Regions from separate parts of the Homo sapiens genome. Here regions 2 and 3 are each linked to region 1. Evidence: chromatin loops called from intact Hi-C (ENCODE). Cell type or tissue: Caco-2. All regions are shown on one strand.

Evidence for each region. Peaks named below come from ENCODE experiments on the same cell type or tissue, not always from the same donor. Only the 100,000 strongest peaks of a DNase experiment are listed, where the experiment ranks them.
Region 2: it touches region 1 in a loop (23-fold over the local background); 6 of 110 quality-filtered maps call a loop at or near these places.
Region 3: a loop joins it to region 1, with 5 times the contacts of the local background. A loop is called at or near these places in 2 of 110 quality-filtered maps.

The regions. Positions count from the first base shown.
Region 1 is chr2:34,735,452-34,743,451 of GRCh38, forward strand. It overlaps LOC105374458 (a long non-coding RNA gene), which reads right to left and starts at 2,016. Exons shown (of 6, transcript XR_007086277.1): 1 at 1,666-2,016. LOC124907752 (a long non-coding RNA gene) reads left to right here. Exons shown (of 2, transcript XR_007086279.1): 2 at 1,870-2,780. In Caco-2, a CTCF peak has its summit at 3,425 (motif pointing left); no DNase peak of the experiment used is centred here.
Region 2 is chr2:34,093,730-34,101,729 of GRCh38, forward strand. All of the region lies in intron 4 of LINC01317 (long intergenic non-protein coding RNA 1317), which reads left to right. Among named protein-coding and RNA genes, the nearest start is that of LINC01318, 31 kb to the left of the region's middle. In Caco-2, a CTCF peak has its summit at 3,057 (motif pointing right); no DNase peak of the experiment used is centred here.
Region 3 is chr2:34,566,580-34,574,579 of GRCh38, forward strand. No RefSeq gene overlaps it. Among named protein-coding and RNA genes, the nearest start is that of LINC01320, 110 kb to the right of the region's middle. In Caco-2, a CTCF peak has its summit at 4,113 (motif pointing left); a DNase peak (open chromatin) is centred at 4,082.

The sequences.
Region 1 (8,000 bases):
CAAGTTTGATAATAACAACATGACCTTGATATTAAACTGAAAAAAGGCATCTTCCAGTCTCTACTATTACCACCTCTCCCCAACTATTATAGCCATTCAAATCTCTAACCAGGCTGAATATTAAATAAAATGGTTTACCATCTGATGTTAAGGTATAAAGATAAGATTTTTTTTTTTCTGAATTAAAAAAAATAGTCCAAAGAAGAAGGAAGAAGAAAGGGGATATAATGAGAATGTAAGTATCCAAGAAATATTGACTGTTTTGATTTATGTAATGAAATTAAAAAGTCGAAAGCCAGTTTTAAAGCATTTCAAAGTAATATCACAGAAATTAATTTGAAGGATACATTTAATGTTTTGAATCATAACCTGTCAAGCCTGGCATGCATTTTAACTGAGTTTTAAAAAAAAGCATTCTGACGCTATTGTATGGACATTAGAGTTTTAAATACAACAGAACTACCTAAGAAATAATGATACAATAGAAATCAGTTTCCTGGCTGTAATAAAGTATTTCAGTTGAAATCATGATAAATGTTAAAGGAAATATTTTGATTATTTAAATAACAAAATTGGCTGTTTGTAAAACCTGGTTAAACCTGATAACTTCTAGAACAATATTTCTGATTTTAACTCCATTCTGCTTTCCTTAATTTTGTACAGACACACACATGCACATAAGTTTATTAAATTTTCACAAACTGAACACCCCTGTGCAACCAATACCTGGATCTAAAAAGAGAACATTTTCAACCCACCAAAAGCCCTCATTATGCCTTTTTATCTGTACCTGCCCTCCAAAGTAATTACTAATTATTATGCACTTAAATGATAAGGGCTGTAGAGATATGGATGGGGCACCAAGAGCTTCTGCTACAGTTTACTCCTTGCCCTAACCAGATCCCCGCTTGTCTGGTATTAAGTTTAATCTATCACTGTTTCTTCATGTGGCAGTTGGTCAGTGTTTCACTGAAAAAAACACAATAGAAGAGGTGGGACTATAGTCAGCACTGCTTCATTGATTCTGAAGCTGAAATTTATATTTAGTATTTCTCCACCTCTTTCTCCAATTTTACATTCCCTTCATTCTCAACCAGCCCTCTCACTGTTATGGGTTGCCTATCCAGTAGATAAATATAGAATTTAATCATTCAGAAGTCTGTGCCACTGGATAGCATATCCTTATAAGGCCATCCTTGCTATAATTACCCATTAACAGATATCACTCAACATGGTAACTTAAGAAAGAAAGAATAGCATGCCCTTGTAAGGCCATGCTTTCTATAATTACCCATTAACAGATATCACTCAACATGGTAACTGTCAGGCCTCTGAGTCTAAGCTAAGCCATCGTATCCCCTGTGACATGCACGTATACATCCAGATGGCCTGAAGCAACTGAAGATCCACAAAAGAAGTGAAAATAGCCTTAACTGATGACATTCCACCATTGTGATTTGTTCCTGCCCCACCCTAACTGATACGATATATTCTCCCCTGCCCTTAAGAAGGTACTTTGTAATATTTTCCCCACCCTTGAGAATGTACTTTGTACGCCTATCCCAAATCTATAAGAACTAATGATAATCCCACCACCCTTTGCTGACTCCTTTTTTGGACTCAGCCCACCTGCGCCCAGGTGAAATAAACAGCCTTGTTGCTCACACAAAGCCTGTTTGGTGGACTCTCTTCACATGGACGCGCATGACAGTAACACCAGGAGATTCCCCAAGGACTATCTTAAAGTTTAGACATAATTCTTCTTAACCCCATCAGGTAGTAGCATTCCTAGCTCTTGATGATAATCAAGTTCTATTATTCTTGCTAATATAGTAACTTTGTTTGTTTTGCTTGCTGGTCTTTTGGCAGGAGAAGCGTCAGATAATTAGGCAGCAGTCCAACAATTAGGTTTTGTGGAACTTTTACTATGTCATCTATTTATTGGAATTCCCCCTGGATACCAGGACCCCCTCCAGCAGAGCTTAAAGTTATAGTTACAGGAAGTACAAATTCCTTATGTGGATCCCTGGAAGTGTGATGAGAAGAACCACTGTTTCCAAGATCTATTTATTCTATTTATCAGGCCTATAAAATCATGTAATGGCCATGGCTTCAACTAGACTCCACATCTTGAATCACAGAACTCAACGAATGGCATCAACTACAAGCTGGTATTCTGCTATACATTTAAGAGGCCATTTTAATATTCTATTAGTCTAGCAGCTTCTAAGTGATGAGGGATATGGGGGGACTGGAGGATCCCGTGCTCACTTCCTTTTCTGTAAAAGGAGCTCTTTGATCCAAGGTGACATGGTATGGGATCCAATGACAATAAATCAGTTATTCTGTGAACCCTGATCAAAACTTGACTAAACTTTTGACAGTTAGGTTTTTTCCTGACCACAGACTCCTCACCTTTCTTTTCTTAGAAAATTTACATTGGAAAACAGATGTAAATTTTCTCCAGCCTCTTGCAAGGTTTACAGTCCAGGACTTTGAGGTCCTGGGAGTCATCCTTTTGAAATACAATCATCAAAGAAGATAGTGCTCCAATCTCCTAGTCTCTGTGGGAGGGTTGGAACCTAACTTCAGTAAACTAATCACCAATTAGCAAACACAGAGGGGCTGATCATACTGACCCACTTTCCCACTAAAATGTCTAGTACTTTCCACCAGCTCACCACAGTGCTTAAAAACTCTCCTGTCTTTTGTTTTACTAGAGTTGAGTCCAATCTCTTTCATCTATTGCAATAGTGTTGAATAAAGTCTTCCTTGCCTAACTTGTCATGTGTATTTTTTCTCTGACTGCCTTCAGAGAGTGTTATTGTCCAAGACACTGAAAAATAGAAACACAACCTTCATCTAGAAAATGCAAGAATCTCAGTAAAGATGAATCATTGTTCTGCCACCATGGAAGGCAGCTAGTTGTAGTCAATTAGCCAAAAAGTACCTGGTTGGTTTCCTTGAGGGGATGGCATGCGTATTAATCTGGATCCAGTCAGGACATAGAAATCATAGCAACAATTTAAACAAGAAAAATTAATGTAAGGTATTATTAACTACTAACAGGAGTGAAAGAGTGTTGTACATGTAAGACTGAGAGAGCAAGAACAAGGAAGGAATAAGAACTTAGAAGAGACACCATCCCCCAGCCTGAGAATCAGATCTTATTAGAAAGAGTGTTGCTACCCCAAAAATATGCAAAAGATCAGTGGGGAAGAAGTTTGCTGGAACATGTGGGCTTGGATTGTTGGGTAGAAAAGTCGTGTGGGGTGGTCAAAAAATTACTACAGAGTGTTTGCCACTAGGTCTCTGGCACACTAATTTCCTAGTAGCTACATCACAGGAAAACAAAAGTACACCAGTACCAAGGAGAGAAGCCCCTTCCTCTTACTATAACCTTTCAATGTCCTTCCATTGCCCCCTGTTGACAAAGCTTAACATTGCACCAGCTGGCAAAGGAGAAATGTTCACGGGATTAAGGGCCAGTATCACAGATCAGGTCAAAGAAAGGTGAACTAGGAGTTTACAGACAATAAATTAATAACCAGTGTCATATCAAGGGGTCAGTGTTGGTCTAAATTTCTGACTGGTCACACATTCAGTAGCAGCACTGGCCGCTTAGTGAGAAGGAGCCCATAGTGAAGGTCCCACTTGTGGCCTGACTTTCTCCAATGCTGGCAACTACAATTGTGGGATTATATGCAAGCACTGGAGTGGCTGAAGTCAAAGGGTGGCTAGCCACTGTTAGATGAGTCTTTCTAACCTAGTTGTCTGTGCTTTCTCTGTGATGAATGTTGGTGGGCACCGCCATGAGACACAAAAATCCTCACATTTTATTTACTTTCTCATAGTAAAATCTGCATACTTTTCTTCAAATGTCTGCTCTTCCAGTCTTACTCTGTACTGTTTTTTTTTTTCTTTTTGACTGAGTCTCATTCTCTCATAAGGCTGGAGTGCAGTGGTGCAATCTCAGTTCACAGCAACCTCTGCCTCCTGGGTTCAAGTGATTCTCCTACCTCAGCCTCCCAAGTAGCTGGGACTACGGGCATGTGCCACCACGCCCAGCTAATTTTTTTGTATTTTTAGTAGAGACGGGGTTTCACCATGTTGGCCAGGATGGTCCCGATCTCCTGACCTTGTGATCTGTCCACCTCGGCCTCCCAAAGTGCTGGGATTACAGGCATGAGCCACCGCACCCAGCTGGTTCTTGACGAAGAAACTAGGTCTTTCATCTCTGCCCCAAAATTTATTAATACCCTCAGTGCAAGCGTCTTCTTCTACGTCAAAGTGATAACCTAAAGCTTTGTTCAAAATTCTGTCCATTAGTAAGATTTTCCCTCAATGCTGTTTTCTGAAGCCATTTCTATTTTTGGCTGGTATCAATACATTGGTTTATAGTAACTAGCCTCTTCATAAATCTGGGCCAGATTTACGTCCACAGGCTGGACATAAGGAATTCCATATGAAGTCATAGCTGTGAGCTGAGGATGAGATACTGGAACAACAGAATTTGGTACTTGGAGTCTTGGTCACCTCTTTTTGTAACTTACTTGTCATCTCTGAATTCATGTCTCTGAATTCTGATTAGGCTGTAGGCCTAATTTTTGTCATTGCTATCATATGGTGGATTTATATTGTGCCTATACAACTTCATTATTTGATAGGTTGATAATTCCCAATTTATAATTAGTAGCACCAATAATATCCTTAATAGTCACTTGATATACTGGCACTGGACACTTAGTCCCTTTGAGGTTAAGCTATAAGTTAATAACCAAATACTTATCAGTCAACTTTTTTTTAAACTGTGATTATGAAGATAAGCTCCATAAAGAGAAAAGCTAAGTCTGTCTCATATACTAAGCCTAGTCATCATGAATATTAAAGTTAGGCACATAGTAGGTGTTCAGTAAATATTTGTTGAGTAAATACATCCTAGAGTAACTTCATGGAATTATTTGATGATGAGAGATTTAAATCAGTGCCATAAGTCAGCCGATAACAGGTAATACTTTTTCAATTAGACAATATAAGCATAGCTCAGAATTCAGGTTGTCCTATTTTGCAGCAGCATCAGGAGAAGAGGAGGAACAAGGAAATGAGGAAGAAGAGGAAAAGGAGGAAGAGGAAAAGGAGAAGATAGTATTTTTCGTATCTAAAACTAAGATTTCAACATGCCGTATTCACAGTGTTCAAAGGGTGATACCAGTCAGTGTGGGAGAAGGAGGAGTGTGCTTATTATTTTATCTAGATGTCACTGCTATTTTTTATGAATCAACTTGCTACTTTATTAGAATATGAAATATTTCTTTTGTCTTAAATTTATATATGCTGGTGCAAAACTTCTTGAGAATTATAAAATGGCTATGACCAACTGTAGAGTCATTTTCAGAATCTATAGCTTGCGATTCCAGAAATGAAATGCTATTAAACATTAGCAATTAAAGATGCAGTTGTCGTTACTGACCTAAATTCACCAGTTGTAGTGATACTAACATAAAGATTTACAACATTTTTATGAAACATTAATAATCTGTGACTATGTCAAGGTGGGGCTGGGAGATAAAAGGCAAATACCCTTTCCATTTCACTTATGAAGCTGCTTTACAAGGTTTCAATTAGATCTTTCTTTTTACCCCTGAGAGAAACTAACAAATCTATTGCATTAATTATGGTTTCAAGACAGGATCATGACAGCCAAAATTATAAAATTACAGTCATTGCAGTTGTGTAGGCTCTACTTCTCTCATTCTGTGTGCCTGTAGAGTTGGAATGTAACTTTACAACTGATATCTTAAGAGGCAGTGCAAATGCAGAACAAATATGCTGTGCAGAGCGAGAGAAAGAGAAGTGATAAAGCCAAAGAACATTGTCTGATTAATCAAACAAATCATTGAATGTGGCTTATAATATTTAAAATGCAAGACTTTAATCCATCGATTACCATTTGAAGTATATTCATGTTTTTAAAGAACAGAACACGATTATATTTCAATATATAATTTCTGTACAGCCAAAAAATAAAACACCACAGTAAAATAATGGGAGAAACATAATATTTAAAATGCTTGACAAAATGTTAACATCCTTAATCATAAATGAGCTCTTAGTAACAAAGAGATTAACTTTACAAGGGAAATGAAAAAGAAAAAGAGGAAAATGAAATAGCACAAATGACTTATAAGGTTATGTAAAGATGATATAGCCTAATGTTAATAGATAAAAGGCAATTTCATTATAAATTATATTATCAATGCTTACAAATATTGATACCTAATGTTTGTATGGCTGTAGGAAATGAGGAATTCTCAAATACTGGGAAAATTTACTCCTGTCATGAGAAATTTAGTCAAAATATAGATTTTGCATATTCTTTGCCCTGGCAGTTTCAATCCATAGGAATCATTCCAACAAAGTAGTTGGATGAATTTATATATATATATATATATATATAATATATATATTTTTATATAATATAATATATATTATATAAAAATATTTTTATATAATATAAAATTATATTTTATATAATATAAAATTATATATATATATACACATGAATGTTTACTACATAGAAAATGTGTAAGTGATATATCATCTGCCGAGTAACCACTTAAGTATCAACTGGTTTATAAAATAAGAGATTGGGAGGTGGAATTAGAAAGAAAAAAGGCACTTAAGTAAAAATACTAGATTTCACAACATTCTATGTCCTTTGAATTCTTAAAAAAGATCATGTTTTAATGAATCAGTTTTATGTTTACCCTGCGATAAGTAAAAATTATAAATATATGCATTTTATACTTAGGAAAGCACTGAGATGAAACCCTTTTAATTCCACCATCCTGTCTCCTTTGTTCAATAATGTATATTCATGCTTCTATCAAATTCAGTTTTAGTTTTTCATGTGTATGCATATATGCTTGTATACACACATGCATACATAGAGTGGGAAAGAGCTATCTCTGAATATATATTGTTGTATTTGTGTGTGTTTATATGTGTGTTTGCATATGAATGTTTGTATGTGTGTGTGCATGTAGGTGTAGCTAGAAAGAAAGAAATGGGAACTTTTAACTATGAGTCCACAGAACTGTCCCAAATCACAATACAGCTATTTGAAAATAGAAAGGATTGGCATGGTCATTTATTATTTCCCTTAACATTTTTTTAATCTAAAAACTAATTGAATGCCTCTTCTGAAAAATATATTATGCCAATAATATACCTTATGACTAAGGCAGTCAGCAGGGTAAATTTCCAGATTATTATTTAAAAAGCTATTGTCTGTAGAAAAGAAAAGCCATGCATAAAAATCTTATCTCTTTTGATATGGGTAGTATGTTAAAGAACACTGTCACAGCATTTCCTAAATCTAGAAAATAAAATTTGTTGGAAATATCCGTATTTTAGGATATTGTCTAAAAACATGATTAAAGTTTTAAAATGGAATGTATCAAGTGATCCAGAGCCACTTAGGTAACTAGCTAATGCCATAGATGAAAAGCACTTGCAGGCAGAGATAACTAGTTGTGAGCTGATTTTATATATTCAAAAGGAATGATTTTATTTTTGATGAAATAAAATTTAAAAAATAATGTGCAATCAATTAAAAATCATAATATGCAGGAGACAGACTTAGTAGTATTACATTTAATAATCAAGGCAATGCTTTCTGAAATACCTAACTTGTAGAATAAATCATATTTATAGCATGAATAAATTAGGAAATAGGTGACTGAAAGAGTAGGTTAATTAAAATTAGTGCATTTTCTGAACTGGAAAAGGAAATACCGTGGTGAGCTAGTCTATCAGAGTCTGGCAGTGATTTCAGCCAAAGTAATCAAAGCAGATGGGCATTCAGAAATGACCCCAAAAGACTTTATTTTTATGGTCATATACTGAGTCACAGAGCTTACCATATTATCTTTATTCAAAACATTATTATCACATGAATATTTGTGCAGACTAAATATAATTGCATAACTTCTTGAGAA
Region 2 (8,000 bases), 640 kb before region 1:
CTTTCAGAGGGACGTAATTTTAATAATTTAAGATCATTCAAATGTAGCAATTCACACTCCACATTAATTTGATAATTACTTTTGACAAGATTACAAATTTAATTATTTAAATACATGACTAGACTTTTGACATGTGTAAACTGTGGATATATTATTCATGCCTCAAGTCGTCTTCCTGTTTTCATCAGGGCTTCAAATAAACCAAAGCCTTAACACCACGTGGATTGCTTTCACTTCTAAATATATCTATGTGAAAACTTCACCGACCACAGCTAAACTAGGTGTTATCAGCTAATTGTACTGTCAATTTTAGATTAACAGATTCCAGGAGAAGGTGGGAAAGTCTAATAACCCATGGCTGAGAAATTTGTTTACATTTTTTCACCTTCTGAAGAATTAGTGAGCATTGTCTTCAGAGATGTTCCAAGTTGAAACAGCATGTATGTCCTAAATAGAATAACAACTTTTTAAACAAAGTGAGTTTACTTCAAAGAAATGTACCTTTGTGAAAAAATAAATGGAATTGTACAATTTTAAAGTTCACTAGCCACTAAAATTACTTGTCACTGTATAGAAGAGTCATTTAGACGTCTCACTCATTTGGTTCCATAAGATCTGATATGAAAATACATCGCCAACTCTTGTTTGAATTCGAACAAATGGGTATTTATTTACTACACTACCAGCCACAGAATTTGATGACCCTAGTGTTACGGGAAGTAGAATTTCTAAAGTTTTCCTTGGAAAACTCTTTCTTGGTCTAATTTTTGCAGACACATACATTTCTTGGAAGTTTTCTGGCCGCTTCCTCTAATAAAGTGATAACTGCTATAATCTCTCTATCTCTATAGCCTCGTGGCATCTAATATCTGTTAACTCTTGTTGTTGAATAGTCTACAAATTCAGATGTTTTCTCCACAGAACTCCTATGTCCTGCCACAAGTCTCCCTTCCTCCATTGATTTTTGTGTTCATGGTAAAGGGGAATCTCCTGACTAGAAGTGTAAAATTAGCCAATTGTTAGAAGTAATGAAAATAAGTAGAATAGATTCCTTGTCCAATGTTGACTGGGAACCTAATGATGCTTTTGAAAGCCTGCAGGAAATAAGGGATAAGCTCTTGGCCAACAGACCTTGGAAGGGAGAAATAACTTCCATTGGCAGTTGGAACAGATGGTATCTTTATATATATATATATATATATTTTTTTTTATTATACTTTAAGTTCTAGGGTACACGTGGGCAACGTGCAGGTTTGTTACATAGGTATACATGTGCCTTGTTGGTGTGCTGCATCCATTAACTTGTCATTTACATTAGGTATATCTCCTAATGCTATCCCTCCCCCTCCCCCCACCCCATGAGAGGCCCCAGTGTGATGTTCCCCTTTCTGTGTCCAAGTGTTCTCATTGTTCAATTCCCACCTATAAGTGAGAACATGCGGTGTTTGGTTTTTTGTCCTTGCAATGGTTTGCTGAGAATGATGGTTTCCAGCTTCATCCATGTCCCTACAAAGGACATGAACTCATCCTTTTTTATGGCTGCATAGTATTCCATGGTGTATATGTGCCACATTTTCTTAATCCAGTTTATCATTGTTGGACATTTGGGTTGGTTCCAAGTCTTTGCTATTGTGAGTAGTGCTGCAATGATGGCATCTTAAGCATGACAGATTTCCCACCATTCCAACTAGGATCAATACTCAGTAGCATGAAATAAATTGGCTAGCAGTTGAGTGAGAATTCTGCCTATTAGTTTGATTTAGGTATTGGTTGATTTGCATAGTTTTGCCATGATACTTTGTTTCAGTTCATTACTTGTGAGTGGATTCAATAGCAACCATCCCAAGGATTGTGTGAGGACCAGCTCATTGACATGAAGTTGAAACTGGAAAGATTTGAAAAGAAAGAGCAAGTGAATTGAAGGGGCTAAACTACATCTCTATGTTGGCTTTCTTCCTCTGTGGATATTCAGATAAAGCAATTTCATAGGCAGCACTTTTCTGAAACAGAGAGTAAGTGAAGGAAATTGGCAATGTATATGGAAAAGAGACCAATATTTATCATGAGTTTACTTTATACCTAGTGTTTTTCAACTGGAATTCTTTTAATTCTTACTGCAGATCACACAGTAGGTGACAAAACCTGGCTTCAAATCCATGTTTGAATCTGAAAGCCATTCTTTTTATCTTTCAATTACATCGTGGATGGTCAGTCTTCCATTAGCCTTTAGCTCTTTTCTTCCTCAAAACATTATGCCTGAGCCCATTCTTAAAGGTTTTTCTCCTCAGGAAATTCTTGTGTTCTCAACCTGGAATACTGGTATATTATATTCATTGAATATAAGAGTTAATTGCATTTTAACTAAAAACCCAATAACAATGCAAAGAGATAAATTTCTAATGATGAATTATGAGATAATTTATTTACCTACTCATGCAACAATGAGCTATTCACCAAGCATCTATTATATGCCAAGTACACTGCTAAGTACTGAGAAAACAATAGTGAACAAAAAAATGACAGTTCTTGTTTCAAAGAGCATAGAGCTTCATAGGAACAAAGACACTGATCAAAGAACACATAAATTTATATTAAATTATGATTGCTAAGACTGATACAAAAAAAGTTAAAGGATGCTTATAATATTAGAGACTTGGGTTGCAGGTTGGGTTCCCTGGAAGCAGACTTCTAAGATGAAAATTAATGCCTAGGATGTTTATCAGGGAGTATTGTTGAGATCCACACTAGTAGGAGGAAGAAGAAGAAACAACTGGGCTAAGGTGGAAGTTGGGTTGTGATGCAGGCTCCATGAAGGCCTCAGCTGACCTACTGGGAACCATGATACTTAGATGAGCCTTTAGAGTTGCCTCAAGTTGGAATGAGGGTCCAGGTCTTTATATTCCACATCAGTTAGTCATTGGACTTCTGCTGGTTCAGAAGGGCAGTATTTTGATGACAGGGTAGAATGTATGGAAGTGGACACAACTCTTTCCTAAACATTTGGCTTAGGTAGGGAGGAGAAAGATAGAGAATGGCCGCTAGAGGGCAGTGTAGACCACAGTGAACTTTTATTTTCAATAGAAGTATTTGAGGCATGGTTGTATTGAAGAAGAGAGGCTGCATGGAATATTACTGGGGGAGATGCTTCTAGGTAGGCATTTTAAACATATCTCACCATAAAACAATCTTTGTGTATATCCCACTTTGTTCTTGACCTGGGTATAAATAAGTATGGTACACATAGACTTAAAACTTTACACTCTTAAATATTGTACTTCCTACCTTTTTCAAGATATTTACTGGTAGACCTACCTCAGTAAAGGAGGAAGATGAAGGTTAAACATGGTAGCATGAGTCATAGTCTGTATATGGGATAAAAGAGAAATGTATTTGGCATAGAATATTGGGAACAATCATTTTAGGATGTCGAATCGTTCTTCACAATCATACCAGAAGATGTGACTATTGATTAATCCAGAAATATAATTTTGTGCCTTTGCTGTAAGTATTAGAAATTTATCTGGTATAATTTGAACCAGCAGGTATGACTAGTCCCAAAAAGAGGAGGTCTCAAGATGCAACAGCTACTGGGTATGGTGATAGGAAATTACATCAGATATTAAGACTCAGGGTTAAGCTTATCAGTAATCTGGATGTATTTGGAATTGAAAGTAGGGAAATATGAATTTTAAACTTTATGACACTAATATTCTAAACATGTCGCTGTACCATTTAATTATAAGGTGCATTAGTCAGAATTCTCTAAAGAGACAGAACCAATAGGACAGGTAAATATATGAAGGGGAGTTTATTAGGAGATTTGACTCACACGATCACAAGGTGAAGTCCCACAACAGGCTGCCTGCAAGTTGAGGGGACAGGAAGCCAGTCCGAGTCCCAAAACCTCAAAAGTAGGGAAGCTGATAGTGCAGCCTTCAGTCTGTGGCTGAAGGCCCAAGAGCCCTTGGCAAATCACTGGTGTAAGTCCAAGAGTCCAAAAGCTGAAGAATTTGGAGTTTGATGTTTGAGGGCAGGAAGCATCCAGCATGGGAGAAAAATGGAGGCCAGAAGACTTAGCCAGTCTTGTCCTTCCACGTTCCTCTGCCTGCTTTCATCCTAGCTGTGCTGGCAGCTGATTAGATGGTGCCCACTCAGATTCAGAGTGGGTTTGCCTCTCCTAGTCCACTGACTCAAATGTTAATCTACTTTGGCAACACCCTCACAGACACCCAGGAACAATACTTTGCATCCTTCAATCAAGTTGACACTCAATATTAACCATCACAGGAGGAATTTGACTGTATCCACTTTCTCTCTGGGTATTCTGTTGTTTTCACCAAAACATTCATGGAGAAGGGCCATAGTATGTTTATTCATTCAACAATTTTTTTTTTTTCAATGTGTATTGTGAGATTGGCGCTGTGCTAGTAGCAGAACATAGGTTAGTAGGGGACAAAAGGATATAGAACTGTCTTGTGTGGGAATACAGACAATGGCATATAAAAGTATCAAGCTGTACTGATTGCTACACATGCTTTAAAGTGAATTAAGTGCCATGGTAGAGAATAATAGAGCAGGAATGACATGGTAGGTGAAGGAACCCACTTTAGACACAGTGGTCAGAAAAGATTTTTCCAAGCAGTTGACTCTTATGCTAAGACCTCAGGGTGAGATTGAGCCAGCTACAGGAAGTGGAAAAAGCATCCCACGGAGAGGGAACTGCATGCATGAAGACCCACAGGCAGGAGAGGCCTCGGAGGTAAAAGGAACTGAAGATGTCCAGGAAGACTTAAAAGATTGCAGAGTAAAGAAGGAGTCACATCACAAGAATCCACTGGGAGCCACATATCAGAAGCAGAAATTTTATTTTCAGTGCAATGGGAAGCCATCACAGGGTTTAAGAAGAAGGACCTCATGATCTGATCCACACATTAAAATGATCTTTCTGGCTGATTCGTGGAGAATAATTGTGGTAGCAGAAAGAATAGAAGCAATAGTCTATGTAAGAAATGATGATGGTATGGGAAGAGAAATGATTGGATTGAGTTATAGTTTGGAGGAAAAAAGTGGCAGAAAATATTAATCAATTGAGTGCGGGATGTTAATGGAGAGAAATAAATCCTGAATGACTCCCAGATTTCTAGATTGAGCACTTGGATGAACTACAACACAATTTACCGGAAAGGAAAAAACTTAGGAGAAAAAGATTCGAGGAGAGATGGACTACTAAGTATTCAACTGTGGGCACGTTATGCTTCAGATACCTATAAGCCATCAAAGTGGATATTTCAGGTAGGTAATGGGACATGTGTATGTTTAAAGATGAGAACAATGATCTGTGTGAGAAATAAATTTTGGAGTTGATGACACTTAAATGATATATAGTCAGAGTAAAGCATAAGATCATTTAGAAAAGAAAATGACCAGGGGAAAAAATGAAAATCCATCACAGAGCTCTGAGGAACTCCAAAATTTAGATTTCAGGTGGATGAAATAGAGATCTTGGTGCTGAAGTGAGAATTATCCTGGTATGACAACATGATATCTGGTTACATTTTCAAAATGACAGGAATGCAAAATAACAGTTTCCATTTATGAAGCACTTACTGTGGCAGCCGCTCCTCCAAGTGCTCTGCCTACATTGACATATTTTATCCTCACTACAATCTTATGTAGCAGGTACTACTGCTATCACCCTCATTATAGAGATGAGGAACCCAAAACCTAGAAAGAATAATTGCTATAGTCTGAATGTTTGCGTCCCTCCCTTGCATATTCTTGTGTTGAAATCCTAAAGCCCACGACAATAGTATTAGGCCATAGGGGATTTGGGAGGTGATTAGGGTCATGAGGCAAAGCCTTCATGAATGGGATTAGTGCCTTTATAAAGAGAACCAACAGAGACCTCTCACCCACTTCCAGCATGTGAGGAAACAGCAAGAGGGCACTATCTATGAACAAGGAAGGGGCCCCTTACCAGACTCTGAATTTACTTGTACCTTGATCTTGAACTTCCCAGTCTGCAGAATTGAGAGAAATAAGTTTCTGTTGTTTATATGCCATGCAGTTTATAAGATTTTGTTGTAGTAACCTGAACAGGCTGAGACAATGACTAACTTGCTTAAGGTTACAAATGGAGTCAAGATTTGGATGCAAGCAGCCAGGCTCTAGAGTCTGCTCATAATTATGTAACTATTTTGCCTCATAAAATGCTCTTTACACATTGTATAGTATATTATCCCAGGTAGCATAGGTTTTGAAACCAGGCTAAATCTAAGGATGCGCATAACTAGTAGCATCTTGGCATGGTTTGCTTTAAACAATTAGATAATTCACCGTAAGGGGAAAGAAAGCCAGAGTGCACAAGTATTAACCAAGGATAAAGTCTCATAATAGCATCTGTTTCTTGATAATTCTCTGACAAGTACAATGAATTCTGGTCCTAGTGATAGAAAGCTGCAAGCAAAAATGGGTTAGTGTTTCCATGCTCTCTCTCAGACAGTGGGAGCACGAGGCAAACTCTGCAACCAAGTGTAACACGGAAGTAGGTGTCTGTTCCTTCATTTCAGCTGAATCCACAGAGTGGTTTCTGGGTCTGGAGGGCTCAGGCATAGTGGCTGGGGCTTTCAGCCCTTGGATTCTTTGGGAATTTAGTGGTAGCAGATCAAGGAGACAGCGGCTTTGGTTATGGCAGCGTGTGTTCTACAGCAGCTTCATGGACTCTGTGTGAGCTTCGTATCATGTGGGAGAAACTTTATTGTGGATTTTCAGGTATCAGAAAGTTTAGAAGACATTCTGGGAGACAGAATAAGGGATAGAAAAAATAATATAAACCATGTGTGTCAGCTACTAAGTTATTTTTTCTTGGCTCCACATTCACCCTTGTAAATTCACCTCGAGTTGCTGGAGAGCAACTCTGAAACCATGTCTGCTTCCAGCTGGGTCCATGTTAGGCTCTGCCAACAGGAGATACCAGAGGGAGACTTCAGAGCTGTAGGAGAAAAGAGATTTTCTCGTTCATCTTTGCTTCCTGTGAACTTCCTGTCTGCTTGCTGTTCTTGGGGGTGTCACTTCAGCCTTACTTTTTTTTGCCCCAGCTACAGCAGCACCTTCCTATAGAAGCAGCTGAACCCAGATTGAAGTTTCCAGCACCTGAAGAAAAAGCTTCTTTGTCTTGTTCTTAAAAATCTGGGTCTAAGTTCTATGGTGCCCTCCTCCAAGCTCAGAGACACCAGCAGGCCAGCAGTCTTTCCTCAAATGGCTGAGTTTCAGCTTCACAGGATCCCTTGTAGGTTTTAATACTTCCAATCTCTTCCTTTTGTTCCCTGGCTTTTGGAGTGATAGCTGCCTCTTGCAGGTACTATTCTCATTATACTTTAGAGATCTCTTTTTATTCTTTGATTTTTCTAGTTATCAACTACTTATCTAGTTAAGGCATCTTTGTATTAAATTTTCCCTGTTCAAATAACTGATGTGGTTTCTGTCTCTTGCCTGGGCCCTGATGGATACATCATGTGTGTTGATGAGAATGCATTAAACCCACGGACAGGAAGGATACTGCCAGAAATGGTTGTGAAAAGAATTTACCTGCCATCTGGTCCTCTCCATAACATGACTATTTGCTTTCCTAAGGCTGTCAGGAGAATCTCTGTGGGTTCAAAGCTCTTTCTTCCAGAAGGGTCCAGTCCCTTTTATGGGATCACCTGGTTAGGTCAGGTTTACCTAGGATAATCTCCCTTTTGATTAACTCAATGTTGATTTACTTGGCACTTTACTTAAATCTGCAAAATCCCTTCAGCTTTGTCAGCTAATTTAACCTAATCATGGGAGTAAGATCCCTCATATTCACGGACCTACTCATATTCAGGGAGAGAAGATTATACAGAGCATGTGCAATGGGGGTGGGAATCTTGAGATCTACCTTACGATTCTGCCTACCAGAAAGACGGTAATTACCTACCAAGGTGAGTTGGCTTCAACCTCCTGAATCCTGAACATAC
Region 3 (8,000 bases), 170 kb before region 1:
CAAATGTATCTGTAAACAATGCATTTTCTCACAACACTGATTCTCAAAATTGATGGTAATGAGAATCATTTAGTGAGTGGTAATAGTAGTGGAAGAGACAGTAACTTTTAGAATGTGGATTTCCAGACCCATCCCTCTAAATCCTGGGTCCTCAATGAGGGGCGATTTTTCCTTGCGGGAACAATTGGCAGTGTCTGGAGATATTTTTTCTTGTCACTACAGGTGTGTGCGTGTGTATGTCTCTGTGTGTGTGTTTGTATTCCTGGCATCTAGTGAGTAGAGGCCAGGGATTCTGCTAAATATCCTACGAAGCACAGGATAGCCCCTAGGAATTTTCCAGTCCTAAATGTAAAAAGGGCCATGGTCGAGAAACTCTGCTCTAGATTCTAATTTGGTAGGTAAAGTGGGACATTAGATTTTGCATTTTTAACATGTACTCTGAATGATCTGATACAGATGATTCATGGACTCTCAAAATACCATCATCTTCTTTGAATAATTAATTTATTTCTCTGTGGTTCAATCTCATGAGAACATTATTAGGTACACAGAACATTCGATTAAAACATCTAGTATTTTGCACCAATATGCATGATTCTTGTTGATATAAAATAGTTAAAATGAACTTCATGGAGCACCGTCATGACTTATTATTACCAGCGGGAAGCAAGCCAGGGTTAACACCCTCCCTGTCTAGTCAAGTCTTACAGGCTTGTCAGCACCATTGTCAAGGTCTATGCCTACACAATTACCGCATGCAGTCTGCTTTACTGTCCCACAAAAGAAAAGCACTATAGCAGATAACTGCTTCCAGGATCCCTGCTGTCAGAGAAAATAAACAAGTTATAACTTCTCCATGGTCCTGCTACCGAGCATTTTCAATGGTGCCGATTGTGGCTTCATTTGGGCGTTAACATGTTGTTTCTCTCCAGCAAATGGTCCAGCTAACTTTTGACCTTATCTTAGGTCATGTCATATTGATTTCTGACTGAAGTCACTGTTGGAAGATAAGCCTTTACCCTCCCCCACTACACAACTTAATACTACTCTCAATACGCTAATAACATCTAAATAATTTTTGGTGGGCGAGTGAAGTAACATTTCGTATTTTGTGCAATGCATAGCGTCAGCCATTGAAGAGGACATCTTTAGCAGGGTACCCAGCAGGCTGTTAGTCTCCTTGCTCCTGCAATACCATAATCTCAACCGTACCCCCTCTACTTGTTGCTTTACCTACCATTTACAACCACAGCTTCCTTCACTGACCCAAGCTAGGAACCTCTATGCCTCCTTCTTCTACTTACCTGATTTAATTACCTTATATAGTTGTTTCTATTTTTATCATATGGCCCATATCCATTCCCTATTCACCATCTCTGTTTCTGTTTAACCCTTGAAAACCTGTTCCAATATTATAGCTGCTCTCTGTTTAGTCTCCCTTCTACTTTTATCTCTCAACTACCTTTCAATCTACCTTCTGATCTATTTCTGTTTTTCTTTTGGAAATAACTGTTATTATGCAATCCAGTACATATAATTCATAAATGACCACTTACTGTCTATGGAAAAAATGCAAAATCTTCAGATTAACAATAAAGACTCTTCATAACTTGGGCTCTACCTCCTCCTGCTACATCATAAATTGCTTCTCTAGTATTGTAACAAAATTGTACAACTTAATAAGACGTACTCTTTCACATCTCTGCTTTTTCCTGTTTTTGTTTTTTTTTTTGTTTGTTTGTTTGTTTGGCATGGAGTGTACTCTTTTCTCTGATCCTTTATTAGAGAAACTCTTATTTTTACTGAGAGATAAATCTCAAATTAGAAAACATCTAAAAAGTGTTCTTTAATCTCCCTGGACCAGATATAACAGGTGAGTTTCCCTAGGAAGCACACTCTAACACAGAGACTTGCATGTAGGAAGTTTATTGGGGATGTGTCCTTAGAATCGATACTTGTGTAGGTGGAAGGGCAGAAAGGAAACAGTACTGTCCAGAGAGAAGTTGAATTATGATGCAGTCACAACAAAGGGCTCAGCCATTTCTATGAGAAGCTCTGGAGCTAGCATGACCCTTCAGGGTTTTTCTGAATTGGGACAAGGGGACTGGGCCTTTATGCCTCAATACTGAGAAGTGACTGTATGTGGACTGTGCCAGGAAGAAATGTGACATGGGCAAGCCCCAGGGCAAGTTTTAGAGAGGGACTCAGCTGGGAGCTGTAGATAACTCATATTTTATCAGCTGAGGGAATAAGTCCCTTCAGTCCTTAAAGCAGAGACTGGGAGGACCTGAAAGCAGAATGCCATAGCATCCACCATACCAGAGGTACCCATGCCTCCTGCTCAGACCTTTATTATAGAACTTGGCAGTTTGCACAATGGCTACTTGTTCCCATTTCCTGTTCACCACACTAGGCTGTTTTTGAATGAGTGAGTTTGGGAGTTGGGCTTATGGATCAGGAGAAGGTGTGGTATGCATCCCAATGCAGTAAAAGTAGCTTGTGCTAGCCCTACCTTCATTCAGTATAAAAATGTAACTACTTCTATATAACCGATGGATAGCATTGATCTACATATTTGATTACTAGTTTTAAATAAGATTGGCTTCTGTTTCCCAATAATTAAAAATGTGATTAAAACTCCACAAAGCTTTCAATAGGTGATATTTATGTTTCTCCTTAATAAAAGAATTAGCTTTTTAATAACATTAGTAGAATACTAGTGTGCACTTATGAGAAAGAGACACTTTGTCATACAAAAATTTGGGCAAAAGAATGGAAAATAATATTAGATGCCTTTAGTGCCTCGAAACATACTTAGATTCCCTCTTGCTTCTATAAGAAAACATTATTACACGATCAAAGACATATATTGAAAGAAAAAAGCTGTGGCTTTTGAATGCAGCTCATTTAGTTCTGTTCATTAGATGCTAAAGTATAATTAGTTCATTATTATGAATGAAACTGTTCAGGAAATGTAACAGAGTTTTCATAGAAATATATTTAGCATAGCATGCAATTAGTAATTTACGGTTTATACTATTCATCATCAGTCAGTTGATGTCAACATTAAAATTTCATCTTGAACACTGCCTGGCTTCTCTTTGTTTAACTTTAAACTTGAAAGTTAAATTTTAGATGTTTTATTCCTAATTATTAAGTTTTAAGCAAATGATTATATAACTATGAGGTACCAAAGTATTTATGGCCTGAAGCTCAGAAATAATTTGACAAACCAAGGGACACCTGGAGCTACCAGAAACTGGAAGAAGCAAGGAAGGATTCTCCCCAGAACCTTCAAAGAGATACCGTGACACCTTAATTTTGGACTTCTGGCTTCCAGAACTGTAAGAGAATAAATTTGTTAAGTCCTAGGAAATGAATACAGATTTCTATGCCCTCCTAAATGATTGTTTTTAAATAATTAATCAATACTTATTTATACAACTTCCCTCTGTGATATTTGAGGGTTTGGGGGCTTAGAGATCAACCAGCTCTATGTTAACAAGTTTTGGGGCTGCTAGATCCCAGAAAGCCAGCGTACACTTGCTGGGCTCGCTGTAGCACCCAGGGAAACTGAAGCAGCCTGGCACAGGTTTTTACATTGGATGAAACAGAATTCAGGTTTGTAGTGAGTTCTTACAATTTTATGTTGCCTCAGCATCCATTTTAAATATAGATTGGATTTTCTCATATCAGAACTGGGGCTTAGTCACCCTTCAGTTTCCAGTTCTCCACCTTCTCCCAGTTCCTAAAGGTGGTCGACCCAGATATCTGCCTTATAAAACTGCCTCCTGGTGACCATCTCCCTATGGGACAGCTAGATACAACCTATACGACTTGCCCCATTGACCCCCACACGCTGCATGGACTGAGCAGATAGGCTGCAGTGACCACCCCTCAGTTACAGCGTGACTCCATGGAGCTCCTGTCTGCTTGCTCTAAATCTACCAATTAGAACTCTCCAAAGGAAACCTTTGTGGGTGACACCCTGGATCCCAATAAAGCCTCTGGCCCATAGGTCTCTCGCTTTCTTTCTCTTGCTCTCCACCTTCTGGTTGGGCTCACATGTCCAGAGCAGCTTCCCTTTCCCATAGGCTCTACGAGGTCTGCTGCCCTCTTCTGTCTGTGATTTGTAAGCAATACTGTTTCTGTTACTTCATGTGTTTTGCTGTGCTGCCTCTTCTGTGTCTCACCTGACCCGCACTCCCAAACTTAACTCTCCTCCTGGTCAGGGCTCCCCTAGAGGGTGGCTACCTTGGTAGGAATAAACTGGACATAGGTCAAAAAATAGCTGTAAAGGTGTCTGCCAGGATGAAAAAGTTTTCTGTGCAAGGCATACCTGGTCATGGATGAGACACTTATGCATTAGGCCATCCACCAGAAAGAAAAAGTGTCCCATGAAAGACACGTTGTGAATATCCATGATCACATCCCCTGGAGCCCCATCAGGGCAGGGCTATAATTATACCCACTTTCAAAAGAGACCTCAAGACCAAATCACAGGAAGTATACAAGGCTGTTTGTAAATCTCATCCACAAACTGGGACCCCACATTTTTCTCCTTCAAAACAAAGTTCTCCACACTTTGATTAAGAATACTTAGCTCTGCCGGGTGCCATGGCTCATGCCTGTAATCCCAGCACTTTGGGAGGCTGAGGCAGGCGGATCGCGAGGTCAGGAGATCAAGACCATCCTGGGTAACACAGTGAAACCCCGTCTCTACTAAAAATACAAAAAATTAGCCGGGTGTGGTGGTGGGCACCTGTAGTCCCAGTTACTCGGGAGGCTGAGGCAGGAGAATGGTGTGAACATGGGAGGCGGAGCTTGCAGTGAGCCGAGATGGCGCTACTGCACTCCAGCCTGGGTGACAGAGCGAGACTCCGTCTCAAAAAAAAAAAAAAAAAAAAAAAAGCTCAAGTGTTTTATTTTAGAGGTGAAGAAATTAAAACTCTTAAGCTGTAAATATGTATCCACAGTAACACCACGGTTAATTTTGGGCCCATGTATTCGGGTTCTTACTACTTTCTACACCCCATTGGCCCATTGGTTAGGAGGACAATTAAGTCTGATACTGAAACATAAACATTGGTAGCTCAATCAAGTATAATCACTTATATTTGGAAAACAATATTTGTAAATGTGTATTTACATTTATCTTTACACGTTTTCTACTTTCAAACTTTATGATGTTAACTGCGACACTATGAAGATTAACAAAACACGTAGATTACCCTTTACACACTCTACATTTTTGCTACAATCATGATATTTAATCATTATAATAACTTCAGATAAAGTCATTTTCCCAAAGTAAATGGCAGGGCTGGAACTCAAACATTTACTTTCTAGCTCCCAGCCCATTTTTTTCCCTACTGGAATAGCAGCAAAATGTAGTACAAGTAGGGTGACCATGTAATTAATTGTTAAAAGCTGGGTCATTTTAAGAGTGAAGGAAGCATTATTTATAAATACACTGGGACAAGTGGTGTAAACCAGGACTATGCTGATGAAACAGAATATAAAAAATAAGAAGTCTGGGAGATTACTTCGTTTCTTTTAAGCTGAATTTTGAACATTACAAAATTGTAATTTTGTAATTACATTGAACCCGCCAACGTCCTAGTATGTAATGCAGTTCTGATTAAGAAAAAGGCATCTCTTTAAGTTATGCACTGGAGCATTCACTCTCAACACTGTGGTGGAAGCAACAATGCATGCCAAGATAGAGCGTACTACAAATATTTGTAAGAATACCTTGAGTGCTCCTTGAGAAATCAGACTTAATGGGAGATACCCATAATTTTTTTTAGGTTAACTCAAGATGTGGTCCTCTCAGTAGCTATGCATTTTGTAAAGTTCTTGCTCTCTTCTTCCAGCACAGTTGGGCTGATTTTCCTTTGTGATTCTTAAATCCTTCATGCATACCTTTTTAGAGTACTGAATTTATTATACTGTATTTTTTTAAAAAAATTATTATGTTTTGCTGTGCAGAAGCTCTTTAGTTTAATTAGATCCCATTTGTCAATTTTGTCTTTTGTTGCCATTGCTTTTGGTGTTTTGGACATGAAGTCCTTGCCCACGCCTATGTCCTGAATGGTAATGCCTAGGTTTTCTTCTAGGGTTTTTATGGTTTTAGGTTTAACGTTTAAATCTTTAATCCATCTTGAATTGATTTTTGTATAAGGTGTAAGGAAGGGATCCAGTTTCAGCTTTCTACATATGGCTAGCCAGTTTTCCCAGCACCATTTATTAAATAGGGAATCCTTTCCCCATTGCTTGTTTTTCTCAGGTTTGTCAAAGATCAGATAGTTGTAGATATGCGGCATTATTTCTGAGGGCTCTGTTCTGTTCCATTGATCTATATCTCTGTTTTTGTACCAGTACCATGCTGTTTTGGTTACTGTAGCCTTGTAGTATAGTTTGAAGTCAGGTAGTGTGATGCCTCCAGCTTTGTTCTTTTGGCTTAGGATTGACTTGGCAATGCGGGCTCTTTTTTGGTTCCATATGAACTTTAAAGTAGTTTTTTCCAATTCTGTGAAGAAAGTCATTGGTAGCTTGATGGGGATGGCATTGAATCTGTAAATTACCTTGGGCAGTATGGCCATTTTCACGATATTGATTCTTCCTACCCATGAGCATGGAATGTTCTTCCATTTATTTGTCTCCTCTTTTATTTCCTTGAGCAGTGGTTTGTAGTTCTCCTTGAAGAGGTCCTTCACATCCCTTGTAAGTTGGATTCCTAGGTATTTTATTCTCTTTGAAGCAATTGTGAATGGGAGTTCACCCATGATTTGGCTCTCTGTTTGTCTGTTGTTGGTGTATAAGAATGCTTGTGATTTTTGTACATTGATTTTGTATCCTGAGACTTTGCTGAAGTTGCTTATCAGCTTAAGGAGATTTTGGGCTGAGACGATGGGGTTTTCTAGATAAACAATCATGTCATCTGCAAACAGGGACAATTTGACTTCCTCTTTTCCTAATTGAATACCCTTTATTTCCTTCTCCTGCCTGATTGCCCTGGCCAGAACTTCCAACACTATGTTGAATAGGAGCGGTGAGAGAGGGCATCCCTGTCTTGTGCCGGTTTTCAAAGGGAATGCTTCCAGTTTTTGCCCATTCAGTATGATATTGGCTGTGGGTTTGTCATAGATAGCTCTTATTATTTTGAAATACATCCCATCAATACCTAATTTATTGAGAGTTTTTAGCATGAAGGGTTGTTGAATTTTGTCAAAGGCTTTTTCTGCATCTATTGAGATAATCATGTGGTTTTTGTCTTTGGCTCTGTTTATATGCTGGATTACATTTATTGATTTGCGTATATTGAACCAGCCTTGCATCCCAGGGATGAAGCCCACTTGATCATGGTGGATAAGCTTTTTGATGTGCTGCTGGATTCGGTTTGCCAGTATTTTATTGAGGATTTTTGCATCAATGTTCATCAAGGATATTGGTCTAAAATTCTCTTTTTTGGTTGTGTCTCTGCCCGGCTTTGGTATCAGAATGATGCTGGCCTCATAAAATGAGTTAGGGAGGATTCCCTCTTTTTCTATTGATTGGAATAGTTTCAGAAGGAATGGTACCAGTTCCTCCTTGTACCTCTGGTAGAATTCGGCTGTGAATCCATCTGGTCCTGGACTCTTTTTGGTTGGTAAACTATTGATTATTGCCACAATTTCAGAGCCTGTTATTGGTCGATTCAGAGATTCAACTTCTTCCTGGTTTAGTCTTGGGAGAGTGTATGTGTCGAGGAATGTATCCATTTCTTCTAGATTTTCTAGTTTATTTGCGTAGAGGTGTTTGTAGTATTCTCTGATGGTAGTTTGTATTTCTGTGGGATCGGTGGTGATATCCCCTTTATCATTTTTTATTGTGTCTATTTGATTCTTCTCTCTTTTTTTCTTTATTAGTCTTGCTAGCAGTCTATCAATTTTGTTGATCCTTTCAAAAAACCAGCTCCTGGATTCATTGATTTTTTGAAGGGTTTTTTGTGTCTCTAT